Linked DNA regions of Homo sapiens: region 1 is linked to region 2. A link is an interaction called in ENCODE POLR2A ChIA-PET data of the cell type or tissue named here. Cell type or tissue: OCI-LY7. All regions are shown on one strand. Each heading gives the region's core, and the rest is flanking DNA. Links, peaks and the distances in the headings are about the cores only.

What was found. ChIA-PET counts read pairs that join two places held together with the same protein. Peaks named below come from ENCODE experiments on the same cell type or tissue, not always from the same donor. Only the 100,000 strongest peaks of a DNase experiment are listed, where the experiment ranks them.
Region 1: POLR2A ChIA-PET joins it to region 2 with 13 read pairs; 2 of 35 experiments call an interaction of 5 or more read pairs at or near these places.

The regions. Positions count from the first base shown.
Region 1 is chr5:66,117,410-66,128,613 of GRCh38, forward strand. No RefSeq gene overlaps it. Among named protein-coding and RNA genes, the nearest start is that of SREK1, 21 kb to the right of the region's middle. In OCI-LY7, for the core only: no CTCF peak of the experiment used is centred there; no DNase peak of the experiment used is centred there.
Region 2 is chr5:66,181,618-66,192,821 of GRCh38, forward strand. It overlaps SREK1 (splicing regulatory glutamic acid and lysine rich protein 1), which reads left to right. Exons shown (of 12, transcript NM_001077199.3): 12 at 1-1,998. It overlaps LOC401191 (a long non-coding RNA gene), which reads left to right and starts at 5,628. Exons shown (of 5, transcript XR_007058794.1): 1 at 5,628-9,620. In OCI-LY7, for the core only: no CTCF peak of the experiment used is centred there; a DNase peak (open chromatin) is centred at 4,804; H3K4me3 peaks cover 1,000 bases; H3K27ac peaks cover 1,239 bases.

The DNA of each region.
Region 1 (11,204 bases), core at 988-8,987, 64 kb before region 2:
ACAACCACGCCTGGCTAATTTTTGTATTTTTAGTAGAGATGTGGTTTCGCCATGTTGGGCAGGTTGGTCTTGCACTCCTGACCTCAGGTGATCCATCCGCTCGGCCTCCCAAAGTGCTGGGATTTCAGGCATGAGCCACCACGCCTAGCTTGCAGTGGAATTTTACATCTCACCTTCCTACCCCATACACACACACAGAGAGAAAAGAGGTCATGGTGTCAGATATATAAGGGAAGTTTGTTTGTGTAGGGTCTCTTAGGCCACTGTAAGGGCAACTTTGGCTTTTACTCTACAAGAGAGAGTATAAAAAGTGATAAAGGCCCTGAAGAGGTGTGCAGGAGGAAGAGCTATGGCATTCATAGGAAGCCTCATGCTGACTTGCAGCATAATCAACTTTGAAAACAGAAGATGTGGTATGTATATATTAAAATACTCGGCTGGGCACAGTGGCTCACGCCTCTAATCCCAGCACTTTGGGAGGCCGAGGCGGGCAGATCGAGGTCAAGAGGGATCATGAGGTCAAGAGATCGAGACCATCTTGGCCAACATGGTGAAACCACATCTCTACTAAAAATACAAAAATTAGGAGGGCATAGTGGTGCGCGCCTGTAGTCCCAGCTACTTGGCAGGCTGAGACAGGAGAATCACTTGAACCCTGGAGGCGGAGGTTGCAGTGGGCCGAGATCACGCCACTGCACTCCGGCCTGGTGACAGAGCAAGACTCTGTCTCAAAAAATACAAATAAAAAAATTAAATAAAGTACTCAACACTGGAGTTCAATAGATATTTGTGGATCAATGAATAAATTATGCGTGCGCTGTTCAGATTGTGATATACTGTCAGACAAAACAGCAGCGTTCTATGTTAGCAATATTTCTAGGCATGAACGTACATTCGCCGGAAAACTGACAAAGCAGACTGTCAAGAGTGAATCCTAAATTGGCTGCTTGGCCCCATAGGAGGTTATAGAGGGGCTGCTCTTGGCTTTAGGAAAAAGTAGTTAAGATATCTTCTGACGGGCAAATCCTGGACAGCACTTCTTTAATGGACTGAGGTATTATCAGCACTGTTTGCCAGAGCATTTGCCAGTTCCTGCTGCCAGCAGTCACGCTTGCCTAATGTTTGCCAAAAATTCCATCTGCTGTCTATCCTCAGTTTCTTCACAAGTCAATGGCATGTTCATTATCTTTAGGAACAAAGGCAAGAACATGTCTACTTTAATTATCCTATTTATGGTTTTTAAATGAACTGGATTTAACTGGTTAAGTTTTTCAAGTATTATTAATATTTATTGATATACCAGGCAACTGTATACATATGCTAGGGTATAGAACAGCAGCTTTTTTACCTAAATATTTGTGAAAACCTTCTTGTTACTGTGCTGAGAAAAGGTATACAGTTGTACATAATCTTTTCATTTTAAAGGAAACCTACCAATAAGCTAAAAGTTTTTATTTATAAAGCATTTATTATAAAATATATTGCTAAAATAAATTTTATATATATAGGTAAAATATATAAAATAAATTGGTAAATGCCAACTTGTGTTGAAACGTTTAAAAAGAGGGAAGAATTCCACTGGTTTGCTATAATAGGAAAAATCAAATGTTCATTTATTTGTAATTAACAGTCTCTGGGCATCTTTTATTTTGGTCAGCAACAAAAATCTACTAAATTTTCCCATCACCCTCAAAATCTAGATATAGAAGCCTTCTGTAACAGTAAAATATAATTTAGATATTTAATTCTAAACAGTTTTTAAAAGTCTATATTGTCTAGTTTGTTTTAAATTCTGCTAAATATAAAAGAGGGCACGCATTAGAATATTGATTTTTTAATTCATTGTCATCAGATAAAAATAGGATTCTTAGTGTTACTGAGTCTTAGAAAGTTTTTTGGTGTTTGTGGTGATACTATATATAAAAGCAAAGAACTGATAGCAATGTAAATAGGCAATAATACAAGAATAGTTAATTAAAGGAACCCAGTACAGTACTTTGTCTATTGTATACATTGTAAAAGTGATAACTAGGAAGGTAGGAAGGCAACATTAAAAAATGCTTATGATAAACATAAGTTAAATGGAAAAGATAATTTATTAAAATGTATATACTCTGACTGCCACCACAGAAAAGTTATGTGAAGACTGGAGTAATAGGTTATGGAAAGTTCTTCCCTCATTATCAAAACTTTTTGTAACTCTTGTCTTTCTAGATTTTAAGGGAAAGAAGTGACCTTGAGTCAGCCATTTTCAAATATAATAGCAAATATTTGGCCACCAGCAACTAGCGGAGAAGTCTGAAAGCAGGAATTGTGTATAATTCAAAACCAAATATGATTTCTGAAGTAGTTATTTTGAAAAGGATTGAAATATTTCAATAAATATGTCTTTGAATATACTGTGCATGAAAGACAGTTATTTTTTATACTAAATGATTTCTCTTCATTTATCCAATATTCTTTATATGTTTAGTCTGTAAGTTAATATATCCATTCTGAAATTCAACTTGATCATCTTGAATGCTTGCACCAACACCTTCTGTGACACATAAGGTGACCTTTGGTTTCTTATGGTCTAACTATAAGCCTGAGTGGGTTTTGCCATAAGTCACTGGAAAGTTGTTTTTCCCTTGACTTCCACTAGATTCTAGGTCCTATCTGACCCAATTGTTTATAGGATAAATGTTGCTAAGGCAGTTTCTAAACTAAAAGAAATGTAATTTAGTTTGATTTAATTGTACTTCCCACAGCTTAATACTAAACTGTTTGATTCTAAGAAGACTCAGATTAGGAACCTGTGTGTTCGATGGGAACATGGCCCTACTCTATATCTAACACGGTGATCAGCATGTGTGCACAACCTTCACAAGTGTCTAGGGTATTTGGAGTCTATTTTCATTTTTTAAGTTGTTTATTTGATAATCCAATAATGAGAGAGACAGTGACAACCACTTCCTGAGGTATCATTTCTAAGACATTTTATGAGCTTTTCTAACTTTTGTAGATGATTTCTCAAATGTAATAAACTTCCCGTAGCAAAATATTTTTAAACAAATTTAGTGAAGTAATAAATGGGGAGTTCCTTAATATCAGAGAGTTAACTTTGTTTTTTGTTTCTTGCCAATACCAAATGTGGTATCTACTTATACAAAAGGATTAAGTAATATCGTTAATTAATATTGTTAAATTGAATTATGTCTTTGATTGTCTCCTCAAATGTTTACTGTCTAGACTAGCACCATCCAATAGGACTTACTGAAATGATGGGTATGTTCTCTGTGCCATGCAGTGCAGTAGCTAATAGCTGCATGTGGCTATTGAATATTGAAATATAGCCGATGCAACTGAGGAACTGAATTTTTAATTATATTTCATGTTAATGAGTTTGAATTTAAATAGCCTTACGTGGCAACTATATTGGAAGATAAAGATCTAGAACTGCAAGATTTTATTTGTGTTGAAGAACAGCAGGATTCTCTCAAATGCTGAGCCTGATTAAACAAGTTCCCTGTACTCTTCCTCTTTTTTGAAACAAATTCTTGGGAGTTAGCTTGTTTTTTTTTTTTTTTTTTTTTCTATATTTAAATTGGCCTATACCCAAATCTACAAATATTTATTCATCATTAATTATGTGCTGTGCAGTCTGCTGGATGCTAGGGATACAAAAATAAGCAAATAGGCCCTTTCCCACAAGCAATTTATACCCTAATAGGGAAGAAAGGTGAGTGCGTAAATAAATGCAATGGAGGCCACACAGGGCCCAGTGTGGCCACAGAGGAAGGAATCATTGGTGATTTCTGGGAGATCTCAGAGGGTGCCATGAACCATGAAAAATGAACAGGCATTTCCCTTTTTTTTTCCTTTCCTAACTACTAGACAACCAGGGAGAGCAGGAATCACTAGGTGAACAAATGAAGGAAGACATTTGTTGTGGGTTGAACTATGCCCCCACCCACATTCACATTTGAAGTACTAACCTCTAGTAACTCAAGATGGCTACCATATTTGGAAATAGGGTCATTGTAGATATACTTAGTTAAGATGAGGTCATACTGGAGTTAGGTTGGTCCCATATCCAATATGACTGGTGTCCTTATGAAAAGGGAAACTTTGGATACAAACACAGCCACACACACACACACACACACACAGACATACACACAGAGAGAGAGAGAGAGACAACACTATCTGAAGATTTGAAGATCTTGTGGATCCTGTCACAAGCCAAGGAACTACCAGAAGCTAGGAGTGAGGCCTGGAACAGATCCTTTCTTCGTGCCTTCAGAGGGAGTACTGCCCTGCTAATACCTTGCTCTCAGGCTTCTAGCCTCCAGAACTGTGAGATCATAAGTTTCTATTGTTTAAGCTGCTTAGTTTGTGGTACTTTATTACAGCAGCCATAGCAAATAATATAGCATCCAGATTAAGGAAACAGTATTGTAAAAACAAGGCAAAAACAGCTATGGAAGTTATTTATTAAAGTTCTGTTTTGTGATTACCTAACCCAGGAATTTTAGAAGGAAAAAATAAAGCAAGCATTAGCCTGAATGCGAAAATTTCTTTTTTTTTCTTTTTTTTTTTTTTGAGACAGAGTCTTGCTCTGTCGCCCCAGGCTGGAGTGCAATGGCGTGATCTCGGCTCACTGCAACCTCTGCCTCCGGGATTCAAGTGATTCTCCTGCCTCAGCCTCCTGAGTAGCTGGGATTACAGGCACGTGCCACCATGCCCAGCTAATTTTTGAATTTTTAGTAGGGACGGAGTTTCGCCATGTTGTCGTCAGGCTGGTATCGAAACTCCTGACCTCAGCTGATCCACCTGCCTCAGCCTCCCAAAGTGCTGGGATTACAGGCATAAGCCACTACACCCGGTGAAAATCTCTTTATAAATATTTTTCTACTCTTAAAAGTTAAGGCTATAATAATGTTTGGGGGTAAAATTACATTTCTGCCAAATATGTATCATGAATCAAAATATAAATGTTTCCTGGTAATCATAAGCCAGTTAGAAGAAAGTTTTTGCTTACTAAGCTTGTCTCCCTACATAAAGTAGTTCAATCAATGAGTAATAAGACCCTTCATTTCCCTACATGTTATATGAGGAAATGTAGGTATGAGAGGTACTACTCTATTTCTTATACATCACCTTTGGGGGAGAGGGGTCATGAGCAGAAACTGGGGTAGGAGTCACATACTGGGTGGCTGCAGCTAGAACTATGTTCATCTTGGTAGGCTGGTGCCCTAAGGTCCAACCTCATTCCTCCAGTTATTGCTGAGATGGGAAAGATTAGGCCGAGGGGCCAAGTTAGAGTCCAGAAGACACCAATAACATTGTAACTCCTGAAAGCCACATCCCTTGCAAAAGAATTGTCAGACCCCACACAGCCTTCTAGCCAGGATTCAGGAGTGAAAGAATAGGGGCCATCAATCTTTTCCTTTTGTGTGTAGCAGTAAGTGCCAACTGTTGATTGACTCATAGGAATGAGTCAGGGACAATGAACTGTGGATGACATTTATTCATTTATGTAGTTTAAAAATCATTCTGCAACAAATGTAATAATGGTATGGCACCTCGGAGGAACTAAATGCAGCCTAACAAGGCTAGAGCATAGCAAGCATGGCAAGTGAGGGTTTGAGGGATGCATATAACTGAAGAGGCTGGCAAGGGCAAAAGAGCAGGAGGTTTGATATAGGGATCATGAATAATTAAGGATCACCTTTGGACATTTTGAGTTTGAACATCTTATGAGACATTCAAGGGGAGATGACCAGGAGGCAGTTAGACATACTTAGGGCAGGGGTCTGGATTGAAGATACTGATTGGAAGATCTCAGTATAAATGTCAAAATTAAAGACAGATAAGTGTAGGTAAAATGAAAAGAGTGTCAACATTACGTAGGTAAGAGAGGGAGATAGCCCCCCAACACCCCCCCAAAGAAAAGGAAGAAAAAGAAAAGTGAGATACAAGAATTATGTAAGAGTGGTTTCTCTGACTTCATGAGAGGAGAAAATTTCAAAAAAAAAGAATAATTACCGTGTTAAATCCTGCAGTATGGCCGTGTCTGATAACATTTGAAAAAGAGCTATCAGAGTGGGAAATTGGGAGCTCATTTTGTATATTGTGAGAGCTGAAGTTCAACGGTAATGAGCGGTAAGTGAATGGGGTCCAATTCTAGAAAGATTGCAAACCAAGTCAAAGTTGAAAACCTCCTGTTACAAGCACTTAGAAATTCTATATAAAAAAAACTTTAAGCCAGGCGCGGTGGCTCACGCCTGTAATCCCAGCACTTTGGGAGGCCGAGGCGGGTGGATCACGAGGTCAGGAGTTAAAGATCAGCCTGGCCAAGATGGTGAAACCCCATCTCTACTAGAAATACAAAAATTAACCGGGCGTGGTGGCGGGCGCCTGTAATCTCAGCTACTTGGGAGGCTGAGGTGGAGAATTGCTTGAATCCCGGAGGCAGAGGTGACAGCGAGCCGAGATTGTACCACTGCACTCCAGCCTGGGTGACCGAGTAAGACTCTGCCTTTTTAAAAAACAAACAAACAAACAACAACAACAAAAACTTTAAAATGATAAGTACATAGTCGACCTCAAAAAAGGCAGTAGTAATCAACAGGTATCAGAAACAAAAGAATGAACAGAAAACCAGTAAGAAAATAATGCATGTACACTATTTGAGTAGATAATGGCTGGGAGTTTTCAAAACAAAAGTAAGACTCCAATATCCAGATTCAGGAAACCAACAAATTCCAGGGAGGATAGGTAAAAAGAAATCCACAGCTGAACACATTATAGTGAAGCCGCAGAAAACTGAAAATGGAGATAAAAAATCTCAAAATCAGCTAGGAAAAAGTTACCTTCATAGGATCTATAGTTCAATATACAGCCGATGTGTCAACCAAAACAATGAAAGCTATGATGGTTGAACAATAGTTTCAGTGAGCTGTAAGAAAATTGTTGTCAATACAGGATCATATAGTCAGTAGAAATAGCTTGAAGAAAGATTTTCAAACAAACAAAAATTTAAAAAGACTCACTATTAGGAGACCCAAAATAAAATTCTAAAAATGATTTTTTCAAACAGAAAGAAAATGATCCCAAATGAATAGTCAAAGATGAAGAAAGGAATGAGGAACACAAATCTTACAGAAATGAGGACAGAAAAAGGAATCTGGTATGGGTAGCCAGACACCATGGCTTTCCATGGTGGTGAGTAATTGTAGGATCCTGAGAATGACAAGTGGGGGATTCCAACAGCCTCACGAGGCGTGAGATGTGGCCCTAGCCATGGGATTCGAGGGAACTAGAACCATACCCTGGTAGAAAGCCTGGTGCTTCAAAATGCTTGTCTTCCTGGACTAGAAAAACTTGGCCCACAGGACCAGAGAAACTAAGAAGAAATATTTCTGTCTTGAGTATTAAGTGGAATAAAAAAATCACACAAGGCTAGGTGTGGTGGCTCACACCTGTAATCCCAGCACTTTGAGAGGCCTGAGGTCAGGAGTTTGAGACAGCCTGACCAACATGGTGAAACCCCCGTCTCTACCAAAAATACAAAAAGTAGCTGGCCTGGTGGTGCACGCCTGTATTATCAGCTACTTGGGAGGCTGAGGCAGGAGAATCACTTGAACCCAGGAGGCAGAGGTTGCAGTGAGCCGAGGCAGAGGTTGCAGTGGAGAGGTTGTACTCCAGCCTGGGTGACAGAGCAAGACTCCGTCTCAAAAAAAAATCACATGAATGATTACTTAGATGGAGAAACTGTTTACAGACTATCTGTATCGCAGATTACAACTAAAAACTGAACAAAACACAAAAAGCATCTAAGGTCGGAGTCTGGGTTGAAGATACTGATTGGAAGATCTCAGTATAAATATCAAAATTAAAGACAGATAAGGACAGGTAAAATGAAGAGTGCTGACATTAGGTAGGTAAGAGAGGGAGATAACTAACAGCCCCCCTCAAAAAAAAAAAAAAAAAAGGAAGAAGAAGAAAAGTGAGAGAAATACACGAAGAAGCTCTGTGGAAAGTTAGCAACAGCAGGCAGTACAAGAGGGCAGCCAAAATTTGAAGAATGGCCTGTACAGAAGTGAGTCCCACATTTCCTGCCTCCCCGACTCTTCATCTTCCAGCTTTAACCTGAGGGCAGATATGATGTGAAACAAGCATAAGCAGCAAGAACTCTGAGGGAAACCCTGTTATTCTGTCCAGAGGAAGGAAAATAGGGCCCCTGCAAGCTGGAGAGAGTGTGGCAATTGCTGTTTTTTTTCCTATTCTCTCAGTTTTGTGCCAAGGGTGGCCCCAGTCACAGAGCTGCACTGAGGTGGTGAAGGTGCAGGGGCTTAAAACTCCAAGAGAAAACCCATCTTTATGACCAGAGAAACTGGTAAACCTGAGAAAGGGGATCCTGAGTCCAAAAAGTGTGAAGGGAATCATTTTTTCTCTCTCTCTACTCTGAGGATGGCTCTAGTCATGTAGATCTGCGTGGCAGTGTAGACAGCTACAACTCCAGTAGAAACCCATCTTTCTAGCCAGAGGACCAGAAAAGTGGGGCTCTGGGGACTAGAGAGTGTGGGGTAAAACATGAAGAGGAGACAGCTGGAGAAGGGGACCCTTTAATTCTGTGACTGTGAAATCACAAGTCTCAGGCCCCACTCCTGAGTTATGCATAAGCAAGACGGATGCAAAGTGGGATAGCAAAGGCTTTAAAACCTGAACTGTGATTTAAAAACAATAGCAGCAGCAACAACAAAAGAACACCTGAGTCCCAGCCTAACCCCTGAGAGGGACAAGCATGGGACAAATCCAATGCAGCAGAGCAAATGCTCTGAAAACTGAACTCACTGGAGCCACAACTCATAGAAAGTGAGACATAACTTGCAGTCCAAACTTCACACACACACCCCAGAGATTTTTTAACACCTTCATAAATCACAACATAATGTTCAAAATACCCAGGATGTAATCTAAAATTATTTGACATACAAAGAACCAGATAAACGTTCCCAATTCTTAAGGAAAAAATTCAGCAATATATAAAAAGGATTATACAAGATGGTCAAGTGAAAGTTATGTCAGAAATGCAAGACTATTTCAGCATTTGAAAATCAATCAGTGTAAGCTGGGTGCAGTGGCTCACATCTGTAATCCTAGCATTTTGGGAGGCCAAAGCAGCAGGATTGCTTGAGGCTAGGAGTTCAAGACCAGCCTGGGCAATAGTGAGATCCCTCTACAGAAAAAATAAAAATTATCTGGGCATAGTGGCACTTGTTTGTAGTCCTAGCTACTTGGGAGGCTGAGATGGGAGGGTCACTGGAGGCCAGGAGGTTGAGGCTGCAGTGAGCCATGATTGCACCATTGTACTCCAACCTGGGTGACAGAGCAAGAGCCCATCATTAAAAAATTAAAATTAAAAAAGAAAATCAATGTAAGAGAACTGAAAACTTACATTCACACAAAACCCTGTATGCAAACATTTATAGTGGCTTTACTCACAGCAGTATAGGAAACAACTCAAATAGTCTTGAACTGTTGGATAAACAAAGACTAGTACATTCATACAAAGGAATACTCAGAAATTAAAAACTTAAAAATTTTTTTTTTTTTTACTTTTTTGAGACAGAATCTCACTCCATCACCCAGGCTGGAGTGCGGTGGCGTGCTCTCAGCTCACTGCAACCTCTGCCTCCCGGGTTCAAGCAATTCTTGTGCTTCAGCCTCCCAAGTAGCTGGAATTACATGAGCGTGCCATCACACCCGGCTAATTTTTATATTTTTAGTAAAGATGGGGTTTCACCATGTTGACCAGGCTGGTCTGGAACTCCTGACCTCAAGTGATCGCCTGCCTTGGGCTCTCAAAGTGCTGGGATTACAGGCGTGAGCCACCCCGCCCGGCCACAAAAGAAACTCTTGTTACACACAATAATATAGGTGAATCTTGAAAGCATTATACCAGATTTAAAAAGCCAGTCTCAAATGCTACCTACTGGATAATTTCATTTATATGATATTCTGGAGAAGGTGAAACTCTAGAGATGGAAAACAGATTAATGCATGCCAAGAACTGGGGAGTGGGGAGGTCTTGATTACAAAGGGGCAGTATGAGAGGATTTTTTTGGGTCACAGAACTGGTTTGGTTTGTGTGTTGGTTGGGGTGGGGTTACATGACTCCGTTTTCTTCATTTGTCAAAACTCATAGATCTGTACACAAAAAGTGATTTTCATCTTATGTAAAATAAAAATAAATTACAATTTTAGAAAAGTCACAAGTTGAGTGCTGGATAGGAAAATGAATGGAGAGATAGCTGAAACAAGAATAGCAATATGTAGATAATAGTTGAAGCTGGGTAACGAGTACATGGAGGATAATTATACTATTCTGTTTACTTTGTATAGGTGTGAAATTTTCCACTATAAAATTTTTTTAAAAGAACATCTATAAAAGACCTACACCTAACATCATACTTAATCATGAGAAATTTGATGCCTTTCTGCTAAGATCAAGAGCAAGGTAAAAGGCCAGGAGCAGTGGCTCAAGCCTGTAATCCCAGCACATTGGGAGGCCGAAGCGGGCGGATCACTTGAGGTCAGGAGTTCCAGACCAGCCTGGCCAACATGGTGAAACCTTTTCTCTACTAAAAATACAAAAACTAGCAGGGCGTGGTGGTACACACCTGTAATCCCAGCTACTCGGGTGGCTGAGATAGGAGAATCGCTTGAACCCAGGAGGCGGAGATTGCAGTGAGCTGAGATTGCACCACAGCACTCCTGCCTGGGTGACAGAGTGAGACATTGTCTCAAAAAAAAAAAAAAAAAAACAAGGCAAAGATGTTCCTCCCTCTCACCATTGTTATTCAGTGTCATTCTAGAAGTCATACGAATGCAATAATACAAGAAAAAGAACAGGTACACAGATTGGAAAGGAAGAAAGCAAGAATCTATGTCTTTGTTCATAGATTACATGATTGTCTATATGGAAAATCCCAAAGAATCAACAGAAAAGCTCCTGATACTAATAAGTGATTATATAATGCAAGGTTGCAGATACAAAGTTAACACAAAAAAGTCACTAGAAAATCTTGACTTATGACAAATGAAGATTGAATCAGTAATCAAAAAATGTGCAAGAAAAATAGCCTAGGACCAGATAGCTTCACTGATGAATCCTATCAAATGATTAAAGAAGAGTTAACACTAATCCTTCTCAA
Region 2 (11,204 bases), core at 986-8,985:
GAACTAGTATCATAAGATGGTGCATCAGTTCATAAGCTAGTGCATAAGTTTTGTGTCAAAACTTTTAAATCCTGAAGTTCTGCAGTTATCATCTTAGTTATTTTCTATCTAATTAGCTTATAATTGCAAACACTAGTCAGCTTGTGATCTCTGTGTTTCAAGTTCTTTTCTTCACGAGGTTCAGTACCTGCTATGTTGATCTTTGGCAGTGCCAGAGGCTTAAATTTTGACCTGCTCAATTAAAAATAAACACTGGCGTTTATAATGAAAAGGTTTTTTTGTCGGGGGGGGGGGGGTCAAGAGAATTTATTTTGTGATAGTAATAATTTTCAAGACCTTCAGTCATTCCTATGTCTATGTTGCTATCTTTATTTTAAAACTTAGAACCCTGATCTAACTCCCTTCTCAAGTGAAGATACTGTGTAGATTCAAGAATTATAATGTAGAGTAATAGGCCTTTAAGTTTTTTTTTAATCTGTTAGAAATAAAGAGCATGATTTAATTATTGTTGAATTAACAATTAAAATGAATCCCTTTGGAGGGATGGCATTGAATAACTTATAATTTCAGTGAATCATTTACGTTTTCATTGGAAGACAGTATCTGATTTCAACTGGTGCGTTACGAAGTAGAGCCATTCCCACAAAGTAAATGTGCAGTGCCCATGTTTCTTGTGTTTAAATATTTTTTATTTTCACTACATATATATTATTTTCTCATGTTTATTTACTAATGTAATTTTCACTTAAAATTAGATGTTTATTTTCAAATTTTAAAAGCTAGTGCTCTTAAAAGAGCTAAATTATATTTCTGGAAGCAGGAGTTTAGTATAAATGTAATAAAATTTTAAAATAAAATTGACTTCCCTACTTAATCTTGGGTTTGTGGGTGAGTTTGTTTTTAGTACACTCTTATTGGTGGTTTTGCCTGAAGAGTAATACATTATTATTATTACTTTTCTTTTTGAGACAGGGTCTCACTCTGTCACTCAGGCTGGAGTGCAGTGACACGATCATGGCTCACTGCAATCTTGACCTTTCTCGGCATGGATGATCCTCTCACCTCAGCCTCTTGAATAGCTGGGACCACAGACATGTGCCACCAAGCCCAGTTAATTTTAGAATTTTTTTTGTAGAGACAGGATCTTGCCATGTTGCCTAGACTGGTCTCAAACTCCTGGGCTCAAACAATCTGTCTGCCTCAGCCTTCTAAAGTGCTGAGATTACAGGTGTGAGGTACTGCACCTGGCAATACGTTATTTTAAAAGTAAACGCTAAGCCATTTATGACTTTGGTTATATTCAGTCAGTTGGATTTAGTAACTAATAACTAGCTTTCTTCCATTCTAAGGTACTTTTATAGTTTCTAGCAATTAGTTTGTTACAATTAGCTTATATCAGATATAACAGTTCTTAATATAATGTTTATAAAAGGTTTTAAGTCTGTTGCCTGATTTTTAAATTTATATCTAGTTAACATTTTAATTTTAAAATTGCCAACTTTTGGGAGATTTCACATATTTTACCTCTATATTTTATTTTTCCAGGATTGGTATGGAGGAGTAGTACCTTCTATTCTTGGTTTATTTTTATTTGCTAGACATAATTTCTTAACTACATATGTAAGTATAAATTCATAAAAATCACACTGAAAGAATAGGTTGATTTCAACCATTTTGAGGGTACTGGTAGGTAACACACTGTTGGGGAATAAACTAAAGAATTTCTGATTTCTACAATAGATTTAAGTATGAAATTTGAGTATACTGTGTAGCTGTGTAGATCAACTTAATGCTTAAAAAATTACCTCCTTAATGATTAGATTAATAGAACAGTGTTAGATTATCAAGGGAAGAGTTTGGAATGTAAACATAAACATGCTGCATAGGTGGTGGTTATTTGTGAGTAGGACTACTTTTAAATGGTACTAGTAAAGATTTATCAAACAATGCTGCTATTATGTTGCTATATTTTTAATAAAATGAAAATCTTAAAATCTTGCCACTGTTGAGTAGTAATTTCACCTATTTCTGGAACAGTTATTTGCATATTTACATCTTATTTCTATAACTGAAAGGTGATAATAGGCTTTTCCAGGGTTCAAGATTACTACCAAAAATGGAAGGTTTTGCATACGGGGCAATCTTCGTGTTTTGTGGCAGTTAACTCCAGTCAAGGCTTTTCATATTAAACATTGTGCAGTATCCAAGTAAGTGATAGCTGCTCTCTGAATCTCCCTTCTCCCCAGCCGCCACAAATTCAGCTTCTTGCTAGGATATTTGTACAATGAAAACTATCACTTTGTCTTTTAACAACAGGTGGAATGCCTTCTCCCACTTATAAGAGGTGTAACTCTCCATTTGGTGAATGAGCTGTGTGCTCAGGGTGGTCACTTAGGTAAGACAGCCTATTAGCCTATTAGTCTAAAAAAAAAAATTACCTGTTAGATAAATTTAGAATCCTGCGTGACCTGATTGGCTTAGCTGGCCTAGAGATGTTGAGGCTATGTATATTGATTTATCTACATAGGCCATCTATCTTAGCTGCCTTCTGTGGCTAAAGGCCATGAGCCATTTTGGTTTTCTTTTCTTTTTTTTTGTTTTCTTGGTTTTTTTTTTTTTTTTTTTTTTTTTTTTTTTTTTTTGGAGACAGAATCTCACTCTGTCACCCAGGCTGGAATGCAGTGGTGCTATCTTGGCTCACTGCAACCTCCACCTTCCAGGCTCAAGCGATTCTCGTTCCTCAGCCTCCTGAATAGCTGGAACTACAGGTGCCCGACACCACGCCCAGCTAATTTTTGTATTTTTAGTGGAGATGGGGTTTTACCATGTTGGCCAGTCTGGTCTCAAACTTCTGGCCTCAAGCGAGCCCTCCACCTTGGCCTCCCAAAGTGCTGGGATTACAGATGTGAGCCACCGTGCCCAGCTGCCATTTTGGTTTTCAGATGTGTTAAACTGCATGTGTAGGGGTGGGAGAGCAGAGGCCTTTAAAATGCACCCCTTGCCAGTAGTGGGTTTGTGTGTGTGGCGTTCTCCACAGGACTTCTTGAAAGCAATGCCAGCTTAGAGTAGGAGCTGCTTTGAACAGCAGACTTCTACCAAATCGTAATTACTTAAGGAGTATCATTATAGTAATTTAGTTTTTATAATTATCATTTTCTTACCTTGGGAAGAACATCCTAAGATTTGCAGAAAAGTATCTCTTTTAAAAAGTATACTACCGTATTTAATGTAGGAATAACCACAATTGATGAGAGGTGGTAAATGGAATCAATTATATAGGCATGACCTTCAGTACCATGTTTCCCTCTCTCCTGAGCTTCAGTCACCTTTTCAACTATCTGACACTAAGAACTCACTGAATATCAGCTATTACAATACTGGGTATCTTACTAGCACCCTAAACTTATCTCATTCCAAATAAAACATTGAGTTTTCAATCCCAAGTGTATCCCTTTACTGTTTATTGTCTTTCACCAGCACTACCATTTTTCTAATTGCACATTGCCATCATTACAGGCATACATCTTTTTTTTTTTTTTTTTGAGATGGAGTCTCACTCTGTTGACCAGGCTGGAGTGCAGTGGTGCAATCTTGGCTCACTGCAACCTCTGCCTCTTAGGCTCAAGCAATTCTCCTGCCTCAGCCTCCCGACTGGCTGGGATTACAGGCACGCACCACCATGCCGGGCTAATTTTTGTATTTTTAGTAGAGATGGGGTTTCGCCATGTTGACCAGGCTGGTCTCGAACTCCTGACCTCTGGTGATACACCCTTGTTGGCCTCATACCGGGATTAAAGGCATGAGCCACCGGGCCTGGCCGCATACTTCATCTTCTGGCACTTTGCAGATACTGTATTTTTACAAATTAAAAGTTTGTGACAACCCTGCATCTGGCAAGTCTGTGGACACCATTTTTCCAGTAGCATGTGCTGACTTGGTGGCTCTGTCACGTTTTGGTAATTCTTGCAGTATTTCAAACTTTTTCTTACGGTGATCTGTGGTCATTGATCTTTGATCTTACCATTGTAATTGATTTGGGACTCCACAAACCGTGCCCATATAAGATAGCAAAGTAATAGAGAAACGTTTGTGTTCTGACTGCTCCACTAACTGGCAGTTCTCCTGTCTCCCCCTCTTCAGGTCTCCTATTCCCTGAAACAGCAATATCGAAATTAAGCCAATTGATAACCCTATCATGGCCTCTAAGTTTTCAAGGAAAGTACAAAATTTCATGTCTCTCACTTGAAAAGCTAAAAATGATAAAGCTTACTGAGGAAAGAATGTTGAAAGCCCAGATAGGCTGAAAGCTAAGCCTCTTGTACAATGCAGTTAGCCAGGCATGAAAGCCAAGTTATGAATTTAAAGAAGTTGAAGGAAATTAAAAGTACTACTTTGGTGAACACATGAATGATAAGAAAGCAAAACAGCCTTATTGCTGTTTTCGGTGGTCTGGATAGAAGACCAAACCAGCCACAATATTTGTTTAAGCCAAAGCCTAATCTAGAGCAAAGCCTCAACTCTCTTCAATTCTGTGAGGGCTGAGAGGTGAGGAAGCTGCAGAAGAAAAGTTGGAAGCTAGCAGAAGTTAATTCATGAGGTTAAAGGAAAGAAGCTATCTCTAACAAAAGTGTAAGGTGAAGCAGCAAGTGCTGATGTAAGAAGCTGCAGCAAGTTATCTAGAAGTAGATTTTCTGGAAGCCAAGGTCATTGTCGAAGGTGGCTACATGAAACAACAGATTTTCAACGTAGATGAAACAGCCTTATATTGGAAGAAGATGCCACCTGGGACTTCCGTAGCTAGAGAGAAGTTAATGCCTGGCTTCAGAGCTTCAAAGCATAGGCTGACTCCTATTAGGAGGTAGTGCAGCTGGTGACTTTAGGTTGAAGCCAATGCTAATTTATCATTCTGAAAATCCTAGAGTCCTTAAGAATTGTGCTGAATGTATTCTGCCTGTGCTTTATAAACGGAACAAGGTCTAGATAACAACACATCTGTTCACAGCATGATTTACTATTTTAAATCCAGTTTTGAGACCTATTGCTAAAAAAACAAATTCCTTTCAGAATATTACTGTTCCTTGACAATCTCCTGGTTGCCCAAGAGCTCTGATGGAGATGTACAAGGAGATTAATGCTTTCATGCCTGTACAAACGATATTCATTCTGTAGCCCGTGGATCAAGGAGTAATTTTGACTTTCTAGTCTTATTATTTAAGAAATACATTTCATAAGGCTATAGCTGTCATAGATTGTGATTCCTCCGATGGATCTGGGCAAAGTACATTGGAAACCTAGAAAAGAGTTACCATTCCAGATGCCATTAACATTTGTTATTCATGGGAAGAGAACAAAATAACAACATGAGGCCAGGCGGGGTGGCTCACGCCTGTAATCCTAGCATGTTGGGAGGCTGAGGAGGGTGTATCAGTTGAGGTCAGGAGTTTGAGACCAGCCTGGCCAACATGGCAAAAGCCCATCTCTACTAAAATACAAAAATTAGCCAGACATGATGGGTGCATGTCTGTAATCCCAGCTACACAGGAGGCTGAGGCACAAGAATTGCTTGAGCTTGGGAGGTGGAGGTTGCAGTGAGCTGTGATTGCGCCATTACACTCCAGCCTGGGCAACAGAGGGAAACTGTCTTAAAAATAAATAAATAAATAAAAATAAAAAGCAACATCAAGAGGAGCTTGGAAGTAGTTGCTTCCAGCCCTCATGGATGGCTTTGAGGGGCTTAAGACTTCAGTGAAGGACTTCACTGCAGATGTAGAAATAGAGAACTAGAATTAAAAGTGGAACCTGAAGATGTGACTGAATTGCTGCAATCTCATGATAGAACTTGAAGAGATGAGGAGTTGCTTCTTATGGATGAGCAAAGAAAGTGGCTCCTTGAGATGTAATCTACTCCTGGTGAAGATGCTATGAATGCTGTTGAAATGACCACAAAGGATTTAGAATATTACTTAATTGATAAAGCAGTGGCAGGGTTTGAAAGGATTGACTCCAATTTTAAAAGTACTACATGGGTAAAATGCTGTCAGACAGCATCCCATGCTACAGAGAAATCTGTGAAAGGAAGAGTCAATCGATGTGGCAAACTTTATTATTTTAAGAAATTGCTACGTTTACCTCAGCCTTCACCAATCACAACCCTGATTAGCAGTTATCAACATCAAGGCAAGACCCTCTACCAGCAAAAAGATTATGACCCACTGAAGGCTTAGACAATCGCTAGCATTTTTTAAGCAGTATTTTAAATTAAGGTATGTACACTTTTTTAGATATAATGGTATTGCACACTCAATAGGCCATAGTTATAAAACATAACTTTTAAATGCACTGGGAAACCAAAGAATTTATGTGACTTGCTTTATTGTGATACTCACCTTATTATGGTGGCCTGGAACTGAACCCCTAATATCCCTGAGAATGCCTGCAACTTCCATCTTGTTCCCACCCTCAGTCACATCTGCTAAGTCCTCCCAATTGTGCATTTCCTCTGAAATATCTTAAGTATGCCCTTGTATGATTTTAGTTACATGGAATAGAATCACTCTAGCAGAAAAGTAACTGTAGTATTAGAATTGTCATTTTCCTTTTAGTCTGCTTCTGTAGCCTACTAATTGGTCTTGCAACCCCAGACCTTTTTCAAATTCATTTCAACGTATGTTGCCACTTGATTAAATGTATTTAAATTGGTCTGAGTTTTTTTGTAATTTCATTCTGGTTTTGGTATAAGGGGCATGCTTGCCTAATAGAATGAGTTGGAAAGTAATTCCCTCCTCTTCACTTTTCTGAAGGAATTTGTGTCAAATTGTTAAGGTAGAATACCTCAAAAAAGCCAACCTGAGCCTGGAATAGTCTTTCACACTACAAATTCAGTGTTAAAACTAGATTTAGAGTTATTCAAGCTATTTATTCTTAGGGTTTATTTGTTTTGTTTTGTTTTGTTTTAGAGTTGGGGTCTCACTATGTGGCCCAGGCTGGTCTCAAACTCCTGAGCTCAAGAGATCCTCCTCCTTCAGCCTCCTGAGTAGTTGGGACTACATGCACACATCCCCATGCTTGGCCCTTGTTTATTTATTCTTAAATGAGCATTGATGTTGTGTATCTTTAATGAAATTTGTCTATTTTATCTAAGTTGTCAACTTTATTGCCATGAAGTTATTCATACTTCCTTACGACCTTTTAATACATATAAGATCTATACCGATGTCCTCTCTCACTCATAATATCGTTAACTTGTGTCTTCCTTCTTTTTATTCTGATCAGTCAAGCTAGAGGTTTATCAATTTATTTTCTCAAATCAGATTTCACTGTCATCAATTTTTCTTTTTTAGTTCACTGATTTCTGCTCTTCATTATTTATTTTCTTTTTCTTCTTTTGGATTTAGTTTGCCCTCTTTTTCTAGTTTAAGGTGTGAACAGGAGTCACTGACTTCAGACCTTTCTTTTTTAATATATGTATTTAGTGCTATACATTTCCTTCAAAGCACTACTTTAGCTGTATTCTAACAAATTTTGCTGTGTTGTATTTTCATTTTCATTGAGTTCAAAATACTTCATAATTTTCCCTTAGATTTTGTCTTTGATCCATGGGTTATTGAAATGTGTGTTAATTAGTGTCCAAATATTTGGGAATTTTCAAAGATCTTTCTGTAACTGATTTCTAACTTAATTTCATCATGGTTAGGACACATCATTTGTATGATTTAATTCCTTTGAAATTGTCTGAGACATGTTTTATGGTCCACAAGTAATCCACTTTGGTGTTTTGCATGCACTTGAAAAGAATGTGCCTTGCTTTTGTTGAGTGAAGTAATCTGTAGTGCCAATTAGGTCATGTTCGTTGATAGTGGTGTTCAAGTCTTCTATGTACTTAATAATTTGCAGTCTGCTTTTTCTGTCAATTCAAAGTCTTGAAATTTCCAACTGGATTGTGGATTGTTTTATTTCTTTTAGCTCTGTTTCTTTTTAATTTTTAATATTTGTGGGGTTCATAGTAGGTGTATATATTTGTGGGGCATATGAAATGTTTTGATATAGGCATACAATGTGTAATAATCACATCAGAGTAAATGGGGTATCCATCACTTCAAGCATTTATCCTTTGTGTTACAAACAATCCAGATATACTCTTTTACTTATTTAAAAATGTACAATTAAATTATTATTGACTATAGTAACTGTTGTGCTATCAAATACTAGATCTTATTCATTCTTTCTATTTTTTTTGTACCCATTAACCATCCCCGCAGTTCCCCTCTACCCACCTGATTACCCTTCCCAGCCTCTGGTAACCATCCTTCTACTTTCTGTCTCCATGAGTTCAATTGCTTTTATTTTTAGCTCCCACAAATAAGTGAGAACATATGAAGCTTGTCTTTCTTTTTTCTGAGACTGAGTCTCACTCTGTTGCCCAGGTTGGAGTGCAGTGGTGCAATCTCGGCTCACTGCAACCTCTGCCTCCCAGGTTGAAGCGATTCTCCTGCCTCAGCCTCCCGAGTAGCTGGGATTACAGGCATTGCCACCATGCCCAGCTAATTTTTGTGTTTTTAGTAGAGATGGAGTTTCACCATGTTGGTCAGGCTGGCCTTGAACTCCTGAACTCAGGTGATCCACCTGCCTCAGCCTCCCAAAGTGCTGGGATTACAGGTGTGAGCCACCACACCAGACCGGAAGCTTGTCTTTCTATGCCTGACTTATTTCCCTTAATATAATGACCTCCAGTTCCTTCTATGTTGTTACAAGTGACAGGATCTCATTCTTTTTTATGGCTGAATAGTACTCCATTGTGTATATGTACCACATTTTCTTTATCCATTAGTCTCTTGATGAACATTTAGGTTGTTTCCAAATCTTGGCTATTGTGAATAATGCTGCAATAAACATGGGAATGCAGATATCTCTTTGATGTACTGATTTCTTTTCTTTTGGGTACATACCTAGCAGTGGGATTGCTGGATCGTATCATAGCTCTATTTTTAGGTTTTTTTTTTTTTTTTTTTTTTTTTTTGATGGAGTCTTGCTCTGTCCCCCAGGCTCGAGTGCAGTGGCATGATCTCGGCTCACTGCAACCTCCTCCTCCCAGGTTCAATTGATTCTCTTCCCTCAGCCTGTCAAGTAGCTGGGACTACAGGCAAATGCTACCACGCCTGGCTAGTTTTTGTATTTTTGCTAGAGACAGAGTTTTGCCATGTTGGCCAGGCTAGTCTGAAGCTCCTGACCTCAGGTGATCCGCCTGCCTTGGCCTCCCAAAGTGCTGGGATTATAGGCGTGAGCCACTATTTTTAGTTTTTTGAGGAACCTCCACACTATTCTCCGTAGTGATTGTACTAATTTAAACTTCCACCAGCAGTGTATGAGGATTCCCGTTTCTCCACATCCTTGCAATTTGTAACTGCCTGTCTTTTGGATAAAAGCCATTTTAACTGGGGTGAGATGAAATCTCATTGTAGGTTTGATTTGCATTTCTCTGATGATCATTGATGTTGAGTACTTTCCTTTCTTTCTTTTTTTCTTTTTTATTACATCACAGTTCTGTAGCTCAGAGTTAAAGAAGGCTTGCCTGGGTTCTCTGCTTAAGGTCCCACAAGGCTGAAGTCAAGATGTCAGACAAGGTAGGCTCTTATCTGGAGGCTCTGGGGATGAATCCAGTTCCATGCCCATTCAGATTTGGGACAGATTTTGATTCCCATATCCTTCCTAGTTGTCAGCTGAGAACTGTTTTCAGCTTCTAAAGGTTACTCATATTCTTCTCAAATTCCCGTCTTCCATTTTTGAGCCAACAGCTTACATCAGATTCTTCTCTTGCTTAGAATCTGTCTGACTTCCTTTTCTGCCACTGGCCAGAGCAAATTCTCTTTTAATGGGGGCATGTGATTCAATTGGTCCCAACTGGATAGTCTCTTCTTTCATTATCCCAAAGTCAACTGATTTAGTAATATTAATTACATCTAAAAAAATTCCCTTTTTGTCATGTAACATAACATAATCATGGGAATGGAACTAATCATATTCATAATTCGAAGAGAGGAGAATATACAAAGGCAAGGGTCATTGGGGGGTCATTCTTAGAATTCTGCCTTCCCCAAGTGAGGAAGTGGGAGGACTCAAGTGACTCTTGAGATTTATGGTTAAGGTATTTGGGTGGATGGTGGGGCCACTCAGTGAGGTAGGGAAATCCAGGGCAAGAAGTAGAGTCGGTCATTCATTCATTCATTCATTCATTGACAGGATCTTTCTCTGTCACCCAGGCAGAAGGGCAGTGGCATGATCCTAGCTCATGGCACCTTCAAACTCTGGGGCTCAAGTGATCCTTTTGCTTCAGCCTCCCAAGTAGCTGGGACTACAAGCGTGTCCCACCACACCTGGCTATGGGGTTTAGATGTGTTGAACTTCGGGTACCTTGCTACATCTAAGTGGAGACTCCAGAAGGTAGTGGTAGATACAGACCTGGAGCTCAGAAGAGAGGTCTGGGCTAGAGATACAGATTTGGGAGTAATCTTCAAACAATGATAGTTAAAATCAGGCAAGTAGATGAGCTCACCAAGGGTGCATGTGAGAAACTGTCCAAGGAAAAGACCCTGTAGACATTTGCATTAAATGGATGGGTAGGAATAGGAGCCTGGGAATTGTTAGAGAGAACCATGGAGAACTAGATGACGATGCGTCAAGAGAACACTAAAAGGCAGTTGTGGGCAGCTGCGTCAAATGAAGCATACAGGGTCTGTTTCAAATAAAGATTTAGGATAGTAAATCAACCAAATCCAGATGATTCGAATAGTCCTTTTTGCTGGGAACAGAAAGCAAAATGTTGAGCACCTTTTCATACACCCGTTTGTCATTTGTATGTCTTCTTTTGAGAAATGTCTGTTCAGATCTTCTGCCCATTTTTAAATTGGATTATTAGATTTCTTTTTCCTGTAGAGTTGTTTGAGCTCCTTGTATATTCTGGTTATAAATCCCTTGTCAGATGGATAGTTTGCAAATATCTTCTCCCATTCTGTGGGTAGTCTCTTCACTTTGTTGATTGTTTCGTTTGCAGGCAGATGCTTTTTAACTTGATAATTACATTTGTCCATCTTTGCTTTGGTTGCCTGTGCTTGTGAGGTATTACTCAATAAATCTTTGCCCACTCCAATGTCCTGGAGAGGTTCTCCAGTGTTTTCTTTTAGTAGTTTCATAGTTTGAGATTTCAGATT